Linked DNA regions of Homo sapiens: all the other regions are linked to region 4. Evidence: chromatin contacts called from ENCODE Hi-C or POLR2A ChIA-PET data. All regions are on one chromosome and are shown on one strand. The core of a region is the stretch at or near the end of the contact, and the rest is flanking DNA. Distances in the headings are between cores, read along the strand shown. Region 1 has its middle 140 kb from the start of TMEM17. Region 2 has its middle 82 kb from the start of MIR5192. Region 3 holds the start of COMMD1 (copper metabolism domain containing 1). Region 4 has its middle 55 kb from the start of B3GNT2.

The links. Hi-C counts contacts between places; a loop is a spot of excess contacts on that map. ChIA-PET counts read pairs that join two places held with the same protein, here RNA polymerase II (POLR2A). Pooled maps may share reads with other maps.
Region 1: a loop to region 4 is called in a pooled map, with 3 times the contacts of the local background. The contact joins two enhancer-like sites. A Hi-C loop is called at or near these places in 2 of 37 single-sample maps with no recorded cell type and 3 of 50 pooled maps. POLR2A ChIA-PET finds 5 or more read pairs at or near these places in 1 of 52 experiments (activated T-cell).
Region 2: a map with no recorded cell type shows a loop between it and region 4 (2.6-fold over the local background). The contact joins two enhancer-like sites. A Hi-C loop is called at or near these places in 1 of 168 maps with a recorded cell type or tissue (K562), 1 of 37 single-sample maps with no recorded cell type and 2 of 50 pooled maps. POLR2A ChIA-PET finds 5 or more read pairs at or near these places in 1 of 52 experiments (GM12878).
Region 3: a pooled map shows a loop between it and region 4 (2.5-fold over the local background). The contact joins the promoter of COMMD1 here to the enhancer-like site in region 4. A Hi-C loop is called at or near these places in 4 of 37 single-sample maps with no recorded cell type and 3 of 50 pooled maps. POLR2A ChIA-PET finds 5 or more read pairs at or near these places in 1 of 52 experiments (OCI-LY7).

Annotation. Positions count from the first base shown.
Region 1 is chr2:62,361,783-62,364,566 of GRCh38, forward strand. No RefSeq gene overlaps it. Among named protein-coding and RNA genes, the nearest start is that of TMEM17, 140 kb to the right of the region's middle. RefSeq lists enhancers at 359-859, 860-1,360. Within about 2 kb of position 1,434, at least 2 of the 41 ENCODE cell types and tissues checked have a DNase peak (open chromatin) inside an H3K27ac peak, as active enhancers do.
Region 2 is chr2:62,286,583-62,289,461 of GRCh38, forward strand. No RefSeq gene overlaps it. Among named protein-coding and RNA genes, the nearest start is that of MIR5192, 82 kb to the left of the region's middle. RefSeq lists a silencer at 1,292-1,586. Within about 2 kb of position 1,494, at least 9 of the 41 ENCODE cell types and tissues checked have a DNase peak (open chromatin) inside an H3K27ac peak, as active enhancers do; they include GM12878, where a contact is called at or near this core.
Region 3 is chr2:61,904,222-61,906,964 of GRCh38, forward strand. It overlaps COMMD1 (copper metabolism domain containing 1), which reads left to right and starts at 1,453. Exons shown (of 3, transcript NM_152516.4): 1 at 1,453-1,637. The coding sequence starts at 1,458. RefSeq lists an enhancer at 1,515-1,704.
Region 4 is chr2:62,139,644-62,142,562 of GRCh38, forward strand. No RefSeq gene overlaps it. Among named protein-coding and RNA genes, the nearest start is that of B3GNT2, 55 kb to the right of the region's middle. RefSeq lists an enhancer at 2,423-2,512. Within about 2 kb of position 1,613, at least 3 of the 41 ENCODE cell types and tissues checked have a DNase peak (open chromatin) inside an H3K27ac peak, as active enhancers do; they include GM12878 and OCI-LY7, where a contact is called at or near this core.

The DNA of each region.
Region 1 (2,784 bases), core at 184-2,683, 220 kb after region 4:
ATTAGGTGATATAAGACAGTGGCTTCTCTCTTGCTAGCAGATGCCCACTCTTCCTGGCTTTGATGAAGCAAGTTGCCTTGTTCCAGGGATCCATATTACTAATGAATGAGGGCAGCCTCCAGCCAATAGCCAGCAGGGAACTGAGGCCCTCAGTCCAGCAACCCTCAAGGAACTGAAATGCTGCTAACGACCACATGGATGTAGAAGCAGATCCTTCCCCAATCAAGCCTTGAGATGAGACTGCAGCCCCAGACAACACCTCCTGAGAGACTCTGAAACAGAGAGCCTGGCTAAGCCCTGCCCATATTCCTAACTCACAGAAACTGTGAGATAATACATATGTGCCATTTTAAGCTGTAAGTTGGTGGTCATTTGTTACGCAACAATAGGTAACTAATATAATGGCACTGCTGGAAAAGTGGCCCCCAGTTAGTGGCCCAGCCATCTTCTCTTCCTACCTGCTCTTCATCCTGAACCTGGAAGGGCCTCAAGTCCATCTCTGTGGACACCCCAGCTCTCATGTCAGTTCTGCCCACCCCCCACTCCACACTCCTGGACATAGGCCTAGAGGGTGCATGCATTTGGCAAGTGCTACCTATGAGCCCAGTGTTGCTCTTGGGAAGGTGGGCCAGGGGACAAACCCCAGCAAGCCCTGGGAATAGCTCAGGGACATTAGTGCAGGGAATTCTAGGGTCGCAGGTACCCATAGCATTCTAGAGGAGGGGCTTCAGGTCCTCGGCCCTCCACAGACTCTCCACCCGACTGGTAAGGGTGGAGCAAGGCCCTCTAGAGCACAGGGCCGAGGCCAGGAACCCCTCACCCATGGAGGCCAGCGCTGCACTCAAGGAGCACTGGCTGAGGGCCAGGTGATGGGACCAGACCCAGAGGGCTGCCTGACGAGGGCCAGAGGGCAGTGCTGCAGCACACCTGAGAGGAATCTTTACCGGGAACTGCGGGTGGAGCTGGGCCAGGAATGTGGGAGGGCTAAAGCACCAGCAATGGGAGGACCTCCAGCAGGACAGCCCTAGTCACTGGCTTCCAACAACGTAGTTTCTTTAGGGTGGAGAGGAGCTGGGGCTATTGAGTCATAGTGCATTTGTTCAAGCCCCGCCTCTGCACACTGGTACATGACTCTAGTCAAATTACCTAAACTCTGAGTCTCAGTTTCCTTCTCTGTAAAATGAGGATAATAATAGAACTTATGCCATAGGTTTGTGGAGAGGATTAGTGCATGTGAAATGCCTGATAAGTGTAATGAATATTGGCTGTTATTAAGGAAACTGAGGCTCAAAGCAGATGAAGGGTGATCTTTCTGTTCCCCAGTGCTGCTTGCCTTACCTAATATGTCAGAGGGTGACACGAGGAGGGGAGCATTCAGTTCTAGGATACGCATTGTCTCTACAAGCATTTATGGAAACTTTCAGACCATGACGCTAACTCATGCCATCCTTCCTCAGACTCCCCTAGAGCTGGCGTGACACAGTAGGAGGTGCTGCCTGAGTGTGCAGAGTGCGCCTTCACAGTGCCTGTCCAGGAGGACTGAGTTCACTGGGTGAGCACCTCAGTCCCTGGTCCCTGTTGCCTCATCTGTGAAACAAAGGGGTTACCAGTGTAACGCTAAGCATAGACCACAGACTATAGCCTCATCTTTTGGTGCACCTGAAGGAAGTTAGAAATGCAAATCTCAGCCATCCCCCTCCAACTCCCCTCACACAGACTTACTAAGTCAGAATCTCTGGAACAAGGATCTGAGAGCTTGCATTTCTCTTTTCTTTTCTTTTTTTTGTGAGATGGAGTCTCGCTCTGTTGCCCAGGCTGGAGTGCAGTGGCGTGATCTCAGCTCACTGCAACCTCCGCCTCCCGGGTTCAAGCGATTCTTTTGCCTCAGTCTCCCGAGTAGCTGGGACTACAGGCATGCAGCACCATGCCTGGCTAATTTTTGTATTATTAGTAGAGACAGAGTTTCACCATATTGGCCAGGCTGGTCTCTTTTTTTGTTTGTTTTTTTGAGACAGAGTCTGTTGTCCAGGCTAGAGTGCAGTGGTGTGATCCCAGCTTACTGCAACCTCCACCTCCCAGGTTCAAGTGATTCTCCTGCCTCAGCCTCCTGAGTGGTTGGGACTACAGGCACCCGCCATCACGCCTGGTTAATTGTATTTTTTTTTTTTTTTTTTTTTAGATGGAGTCTCGCTCTGTCACCCAGGCTGGAGTGCAGTGGCACAATCTGGGCTCACTGCAACCTCCGCCTCCCGGGTTCACGCCATTCTCCTGCCTCAGCCTCCTGAGTAGCTGGGACTACAGGTGCCCACCACCATGCCCGGTTAATTTTTTGTATTTTTAGTAGAGACAGCGTTTCACCGTGTTAGCCAGGATGGTCTCGATCTCCTGACCTTGTGATCTGCCCGCCTCGGTCTCCCAAAGTGCTGGGATTACAGGCGTGAGCCACCGTGCCTAGCCAATTTTTGTATTCTTAATAGAGACAGGGTTTCACCATGTTGGCCAGACTGGTCTTGAACTCCTGACCTTAAGTGATCTGCCCACCTCAGGCTCCCAAAGTGCTGGGATTATAGGCGTGAGCCACCACGCCCGGCAGAGTTTGCATTTCTAACATGCTCTCCAGGTACTTTTTTTGCTTGCTGAAGTGGAGAACCTCTGGGTTCTGACAGTGGACTGTCAGAGGTCTTCACAGACTTGAGTCCACAGATGCCTTCAGGTGCCAATTCAGAGGCCTCACGGTTGGGCTTCCTGGGTCCCCACCCTGGGTCAGTGCAGGACTCAACCAGA
Region 2 (2,879 bases), core at 244-2,743, 150 kb after region 4:
TGTGCCTGTCACTGTTAAGTGCCAGGGAGGGGTATTCTGTAAAAAGTGAAAGACCTGTCCCCTGTCACTAGGAGTTTACAGTCTATTGGAGAGGTGAAATATTCTTCAGAATCCCAAAGTGTGAGAAATGACAAATCAAATTCATATGCTCCCCCCACTAGGGTTAGTGGGAAATCAGTCTCTGTCATTGTTTAGGATTTCCTCCCTCCTCCCCCACTTCATCCACCCAGCCCAAGGTGTGCATGTGACGCCCAGGCTTACACTGTCTTAGGGAAGAGGGAAGAGGCCCCGTCTTCGGTCCAGCATTGGCTGCTTCTCCTCGTGCAATTTGTCCACAGCCCTTCTGATCTCATCCATGCTCATGACTCCTCCTCTTTCTTTTTATTTTTTATTTTTTTTGAGATGGAGTCTCGCTCTGTCGCCCAGGCTGGAGGTCAGGGGCGCGATCTCAGCTCACTGCAAGCTCCGCCTCCGGGTTCACGCCATTCTCCCGCCTCAGCCTCCCGAGTAGCTGGGACTACAGGCGCCCGCCATCATGCCCAGCTAATTTTTTTGTATTTTTAGTAGAGACGGGGTTTCACCGTGTTAGCCAGGATGGTCTCGATCTCCTGACCTCGTGATCCGCCCACCTTGGCCTCCCAAAGTGCTGGGATTACAGGCGTGAGCCACCGCGCCCGGCTGACTCCTCCTCCTTCAAACCAAGCTAGGACACTTCTTTGCAGAGGTTCTCAGGCCTCTGCCTCTGGTGCCACAGTCGCTGACCTTCAGGACGTGTCATTCCCAGGGTGCAGATCCCCCAGTCATGAGGCCTGCAGAAGGCCGATGGCTCACGCACCTCATCCTTCCCTCCACTTTGGCTGCTTCCTTCTCTAGCCTCCTTCCAAGCCATCCCACCAGCTCTTTACTCACTTCCTAAAAATAAAGCCTTCACCTCTCTGGGTAGGGGAAACCCATGCCCCAGGACTTGAGGCCTGGCTATCCAATAGGAGGAGAGGTATAGTTCATTTTTTTCATTATGCGCCTACAGCCCAGAAAACAAGGGGCAGTTACTTTTTCTTTTTTTTGTTGGGCCTCACTTTATCCCCCAGGCAGTGGTGCAATCTCAGCTCACTGCACCCTCAACTTCTGGGGCTCAAGCGGTCCTCCTACCTCAGTCCCCCAAGTAGCTGGGACTACAGGACATACTACCATGCCCAGCTTTGCCATGTTGACCAGGCTGGTCTTGAACTCCTGAGCTCAAGCAATCTGCCCACCTCAGCCTCCCAAAAGTGCTGGGATTACAGGTGTGAGCGACCGTACCCAGCCTGGGGCAATTAGTTTCTTAGCCTGGTTGTTCTATTAGACTGCTGCAGGGGTCTGGTTCTAAAAAGATAGAGGGTGTTGGATGTCCATTGTGGGTGAGATGGCTCAGAGGGTGATTAGTGCCTGTCAGTTGAGTGTGGTGACCTCGTGAGGGGTGGGGCTGGTGGCAGGGAGCCAGGAGCTCCTGAAACAGAGGATGCCTCAGTGTCCTGGCACTGTGCCCAGTCTGTCTGGGGCCAGTCTCTCACCAGCTGAAATGTATGTGGTTACAGGAGAAAGGGCACCACACTGGGTGACAGAGCAGCTAGTTTCAGGAGGTGTGAGCCCAAAGAAATCCTGGCTTTGGGGAATTTGAGGGAGGTGGCAGTTTCAGAGAATCTGAAAGTCAGCCCATAATCCAAAACCAAGGAGAGAAGGCACCAAGCTCCACCCAGCCTCTGGCCACTGGCTAACTCTGAATGGGAAATGGGCCTACTATTTGCTGTGCATAACCTGCCCATCCCCCAGGATTTCTAAGAAGTGCTTGGCCTGTGTTTCTTGGTTCTCCTGAGAGCCAGATGTTTAATAATTTGAGTACATTTGAACTTGAAAATGCAAAAACATCCTTCTAGCTGCATCCTCCTTTTCCTTCCAGGGCCAGAATGATGTAGTGGGAGAACTTGATTCTGAAATCAAATGGAAAGTGCTTTTGTTTCTGGAGGTTAGAAAAAAAAAATTGTCAAAGAGCCAGGGCCTCATCTCTAAAAAGAAAACGTGAAATGGGCCATGAGTCCTGCTTAATAATTCAGAGATCAAACAGAGCCAACAAGAAGCTGGAGTGAACGATCAGATATACTCACACCCTTCTCTTTTTATCAGCTTGCAAATATTCTCGTTGGCAGCTGGTTAGAGAGAAGCAGTCCATCACAAATAAGCTAAACCATGCGTTCATTCACTTATTCAACAAAATCTTCATGACCGCCTCTTATAGCAGACGTCGCTAGTGCTGGGGATGCAATCCAGAACCAGCATGTGTCCCTCTGCTTCAGGGACCTCAGGATCTATATCATGATTCTCAAACTTTCATGTCCATCAGACTCCCCTGGATGGCTTGTTAAAACACAGATTCCTGGGTCCTACCTGTGGAGTTTCCAATTCAATAGGTCTGGGATGGCCTGAGCATTTGTATTCCTGAAGAGTTCCCAAGTGATGCTGATATTGCTGGTCCTGGGACCACCCTTTGAAAACCACTGGGCAAAGCAACCATGTCAGCCAACCATTTTCACCTCTCAGCATTACATGGCTCACTGTAGGAAATTCGAAGCCCTGGATAGGTTGCTAGAGGCCTGAGCTTACCAGCCCAAGAGCTGTGGCCATCCCAGGCCCACATAGCAAAGGGCACAAATATCTTAAGGCACACTTATGTCTAGGGAGACTGTCCAGGGGCCCTGGAACCCTCCCGAGAGAGGAGGAGGTACAGCTTTGAGAGATCTTCTATTGACTTCTCAATGGAAATGGAGACCTCACAGCACCACCATTTCACCACCAGCCCAGTGAGAGCCTAGAGCTCTGGGAGCCTGAGTCTGGGCTGTGGTGCA
Region 3 (2,743 bases), core at 203-2,702, 240 kb before region 4:
AGGATGGTCTTGATCTCCTGACCTCGTGATCCGTCTGCCTCGGCCTTCCAAAGTGCTGGGATTAGAGGCGTGAGCCACCGTGCCCGGCAACACAATGTATTTTTAGTTTAGCATTAATATATACAGAATATTCCAGCTTTGCAATGACTGTAGAGTGAGGAAAGAGTGTTTTTTGTTGTAAACTTTACCAACTGTTGTTCACATTTCAGAACATCAGTTCTTAACATTTCAGAACATCATGTTACCAGAAGCAACTGCCCTCCCTCTGGAGTCACCAATACCACACACCTGTATCAATTTGCATTTGTAGAAGTCACAGGTGGTTCTACATAAAGATGTAAAGATGCAGACATCTGGCTACTTTGTATGTCTTTTAGTCAACTAGTATAGGTGTACCCAAACACACATATTATATTATAAATTCCTTTTCATTTTATGATAAATTACAATTAGGTCATTAAATTGATTTTTCAATTGAGATATTCACATACTGTGAAACTAATCTTTTAAAGTGTACAATTCAGTGGGTTTTAGTATATTAACAAGGTTGTGCTTCCACTTCCGGAATGTTTTCATCATGCCCCAAAGAAACTCTGTACCTATAAACAGTCACTACCCATTCGTCCCCTTCTCCAGATTCTGCCAACTATTACATTACTTTCAGTCTCCATGGATTTGTCTATCCTGGACATTTCATATAAATGGATGTCCAATATTTGGCCTTTTATATCTGGCTTCTTTTACTAATCCTGTTTTTAAGTCTCATTCACGTTGTAGCATGTATCAGTACTTTATTCCATTTTATGGCTGAATAATATATTGATTTTAAAAAATTATATGGGTGGGAAGTTATATTAGCTATGCATTTCATTTCAGGATAGTAAATAAGGTGTTAAAATATTTGTCATATAAAAGAACATTGGATCAGAGCCACTGATCTAGCTGGAAAGACAAGTGTATATAAAAAGGCAATTAACAACCCAAAGAAAAACATTATGTAATCAGGAGATAGTTAAACTTCCTGAAAAAAAGGATGACAGGTAAGGATTAGGCAGAGATTAAATCTGAGTGATCGATCCTATTCAGTTAATGGGTTGGCAAGTCCTGGAATGAGATACAGCCATCTAAAAATTAAACTGCCAAACTTATAGGCTGCTACCCCATCTCCAGTAATCTCTGCGAGCAATCTTTCTTTCCAGTAGGCTCTGCAGTGATGAAGGGGATCAGGGGAAGCAAAGTGACCCTACTGGAACCAAACGGATATTTCCGTGGAGGTATCCTAAGGGGATGGGTGTTGCAGAGCAAAGCTGTAAGCTGCCAACTCTGACCCCTGGGGAAGCCTTGCCTCCAGGTTCCCCGAGGTTCCCCGTGGTGGTTTTGCACAGGCTATTTAGGCACATCTCGGCCGCCGTGGCGGGGCACGGCTCAGCTGTTGCGGGGCGGGGCCTTCGCAGAGCATGGCGGCGGGCGAGCTTGAGGGTGGCAAACCCCTGAGCGGGCTGCTGAATGCGCTGGCCCAGGACACTTTCCACGGGTACCCCGGCATCACAGAGGAGCTGCTACGGAGCCAGCTATATCCAGAGGTGCCACCCGAGGAGTTCCGCCCCTTTCTGGCAAAGATGAGGGGGATTCTTAAGGTACTGCTCTTTTCTGTAGTCTCCGGCTTGGAGCAGAACCCCTTGGCCGCTGGCTTCAGACTCTCCCCCCCTTGCCTTCCCCTGTCCTCACAAGCCGAAAGGCTTTTCCCTCTCAGACCTCCACTCCGTGGGCTCCACATCGGGCTCCTTCAGATTTGCTCGTTCTGTCGCCCCTTCTCTCTTTCCTAAGGGGGACTTTTTCTGCTGAAGTTCCCAGTCCCCCGGTAGACTGACACCCACAGGGGTTTTTCCTTCAAGACATTTCTGTCTCTTGGTAACAGTCGCGTTTCCTCAGCAGATCTGTGGGATCTGGTGTTTTTAAAATTAAGAGTTTTAGGTCGCTAGCTTTCCCCGGTTGTGGAAGTTGGGAGCGTTAAAATGAGCCAGTGTCTGCTGGATAAGGGGTGGCTTAGCCCGAGTGACATCTGTCAAGCAGTCCACTGCGTGGTTAAAAGAGCATAATTACCAGCTTGAAGTCAAAGTATAGACTAGATCGTCCAATAGAAATATGTGAGCCAAAAAGGTGAAATTAATATTTTAGTAATATATCTTATTTAATCCAGAATAGCCAAAGTATTATCACTTCACATGTAATCAATATACAGAATATTGACAAGATTTTTTGTTACTTTTTTCACTAAATCTTCGAAATCCAGTATTTTACACTTAAAGCACATATCTCGGACTTGCCAAATTTAAGTGCTCAGTAGTCACATATGGCTAATAACCATCATATTGGACAACTCTATTTAGACCGAGAACTAGTTATAGGAATGTAGTGTCAATGTACTCTAGAGACAAACTGTAAAAAAATTACTGACTTTTATAGGTCTCCTATGTGTTAGGAACGTACTGAGATGTTTTACATGTTGTTTCATTTGTTTCTTGAAAAAAAAACCTTATATAGTGGACACCCATGGTAAAGATTTAAGAAACAGGTCCAGGGAATCTAAACAGCCTAAAATTCATTTTGATTAAAGTCAGTGTTGAAATTTAATCCACTATCCTTTTGAATTTGCTATTTTTTCAAAGCTGTTTATTCTTTAAAAGGCACTTCTGTATTTTTTTAAACTGATTTTGCCTACAGGATTTGAATCCAGAAAAAA
Region 4 (2,919 bases), core at 363-2,862:
CACTCTGTCACCCAGGCTGGAGTGCAGTGGCGCGATCTTGGCTCACTGCAACCTCCGCCCTTTGAGTTCAAGCGATTCTCCTGCCTCAGCCTCCTGAGTACCTGGGATCACAGGCACCTGCCACCGCACCCAGCTAATTTTTTTTTTACTTTTAGTAGAGACGGAGTTTCACCATCTTGGCCAGGCTAGTCTTGAACTCCTGACCTCATGATCCATCCGCCTCGGCCTCCCAAAGTGCTGGGATTACAGGTGTGAGCCACCATGCCCAGCCTTTTATTTATTTATTTATTTTTGAGAAGGAGTCTCACTCTGTCGCCCAGGGTGGAGTGCAGTGGTGCAATCTCTGCTCACTGCAACCTCTGCCTCCCAGGTTCAAGCGATTCTCCTGTGTCAGCCTCCCGAGTAGCTGGGATTACAGGCATGCGCCACCGCACCCAGCTAATTTTTATATTTTTAGTAGAGACGTGGTTTCACCATGTTGGCCAGGCTGGTCTCAAACTCCTGACCTTCGGTGATCCACCCACCTCGGCCTCCCAAAGTGCTGGGATGACAGGCATGAGCCGCTGCACCCAGCCTCAAAGTGTATAGTAAATATCTAAACAAATGAAAGGGACAAGATATAGAAGGAATCTTAGGATCAGCTGAGAGATAATTGAATACTTTCCTAAAAGAACACAATACTGGAAGGGATGGGGCTTTGTGGGACAATTGCTATTTTGAATTCTTAGGTGTCCAACTTTACAACCAAGGTTTACAAATATTTTAAATGGTGATTTAGTCAGCAGAAGGGAAGACTCAAATAGAACATAATTAGCTTAAGCTTACCTCTAGTTGTAGAGTATACAGGTTTTGACCTCAAAATTTGAAAAATCGCAATTTTTATCTAAGTGCAATCAAGTTTTCCTTATTTGGGGATGGCCATAATTGTCTCTCATGGCAACTCAACTGTATGCAACATTGAACCATCCTTTGTTGCAAAGGAACCTGCCTGGGCCTGCTTCCTGTTAGATAAATGGTCCCAACTGGCATAACTTACAAGTTTGGTACATAAACTATCTGATTACAATACTAACGCTATACGTGAGCAGGTAGTAAAATATGGGCATTTACATCATTTATTCACCAAGAACTGTAATTAGGCATTTTCTTTCTCTTTTATTATATTTTAAAATTTAATATAGAGACAGGGTCTCACGCTGTCCCCCAAGCTAGAGTGCAATGGTGCAACCATTATTCACTGCAGCCTGAACTCCTGGGCTCAAGTGATCTTCCCACCTCAGCACCACCACGCCTGTCTTGTTTCTGTTTTACATGCTCTTGGCTAGTTTCTGTTTCCCACTGGTGTTAGGGTTTTAACTTCTGTTGATTCACAGGATGCAGGTGGGGGAGAGATGGCAAGGGGGAAAATATGAATTTGATTACTCAAGTGGAACAAGGTGAAACCATTAGTTTAAAATAATTTTAGGCTGAAAAATTAAAATCATTAAATTATTTCCTTCATGCTGTTATTACACTGTTTTTGTATTAAAGAAGTAAGCATAAATATGAGGATTGTATATTATTTCTATTCTGGCTATTTTTAGAATCATGGCTAAGAATTGGCATGGATCTCAGAATGACTGATTTGGAGGCTTTAGCATCTGGTCAAAAATGAGGAAACATCTGGACAGACAGGGCAGAAGATTTGTACAAGGCCGTGGTCAGGAAGGAATTTCAGGTCTACTGTCTTCCATCTCTACATTCTACCTTTTAGACCCTTCAAAAGAATAAGTGCTTATTTCAAAAATCTGTGTCCTTGCTCATGTGTTTAAATAATGACAGTTCCTGTAGTGAGGATTTTTGTATGCAGATGTGACCTAAGACTAGGTCCAACGTCACTTACATCCTGCATCCATGTTAGACCTGTCTCTGTGCTTCAGGTTGCTGTCACTCTTTGTAGAGCCTGATGCTGTTTGTGATGACCTTGGCCTCACTTTCCACTCAGTGCCACCCTTCTCTGGGTGCAGTGTGCAAAATGAGTAAGTTGGCTGCCACATGGGGCTTCCAGGCTGTCCACAGTACCCAGATAGCCAGCACATTATTCTCATCCTAGCTGGACAACCATTGACCCAAGCTTGGGTCTCGGGTTCTTGGTGACAAGTTGTTATAAATGGAGAACCGATACCGGGGCACGGTGGCTCACGCCTATAATCCAAGCACTTTGGGAGGCTGAGGCGGGCGGATTGCTTGAACTCAGGAGTTCAAGGCCAGCCTGGGCAACATAGGGAGACCCTGTCTCTACTACTAATAAAAAAATTAGCCAGGCATGGTGGTGCATGCCTGTGATCCCAACTACTCAGGAGGCTGAACTTGGAGGTCGAGTCTGCAGTGAGGCTGTGTTTGTGCCACTGCACTCCATCCTAGGTGACAGAGCAAGACCCCCTCTCAGAAATTAAATAAATAAATAAAAATTTTTGAAATGGAGAACTGAGAAAAGGAACACTAATGCAGTTGTGTTCCCATGGAAGATAGTCAAACAAAGCTAAACATAGCTGGAGTAAGAGAACCAGTGGCTGCTAACAGACGTGGAACTGTGCAACTGAACTAACCCCAAGGCTTACTCCCTCCCTGGGGAGTTGAGGCCAGAAACATTTTCTGTAGCATCTGTGGCAGAGCTGTGGGGCCTTTCTGGCTCAACTGGGAAGGAAGGTGACGGCTGTTGTTCTTCAAGGAATCGCTTTCCTGCCTCCTGAAGGGAATCACCAGGGCCTAGATTCTGGAAAGGGAAGGGAAAGTGGAGAACACAAAAAGGAAACGTTTTCTTGTTCTCCCATGAGATTCATGTGCATGTCCCCAAGCAGATTGCCAGAGGAAATGAAGGTTCTTTAAAAATAATAAATAAATAAATTCTGGCCCAGCACAGTGGCTCACACTTGTAAC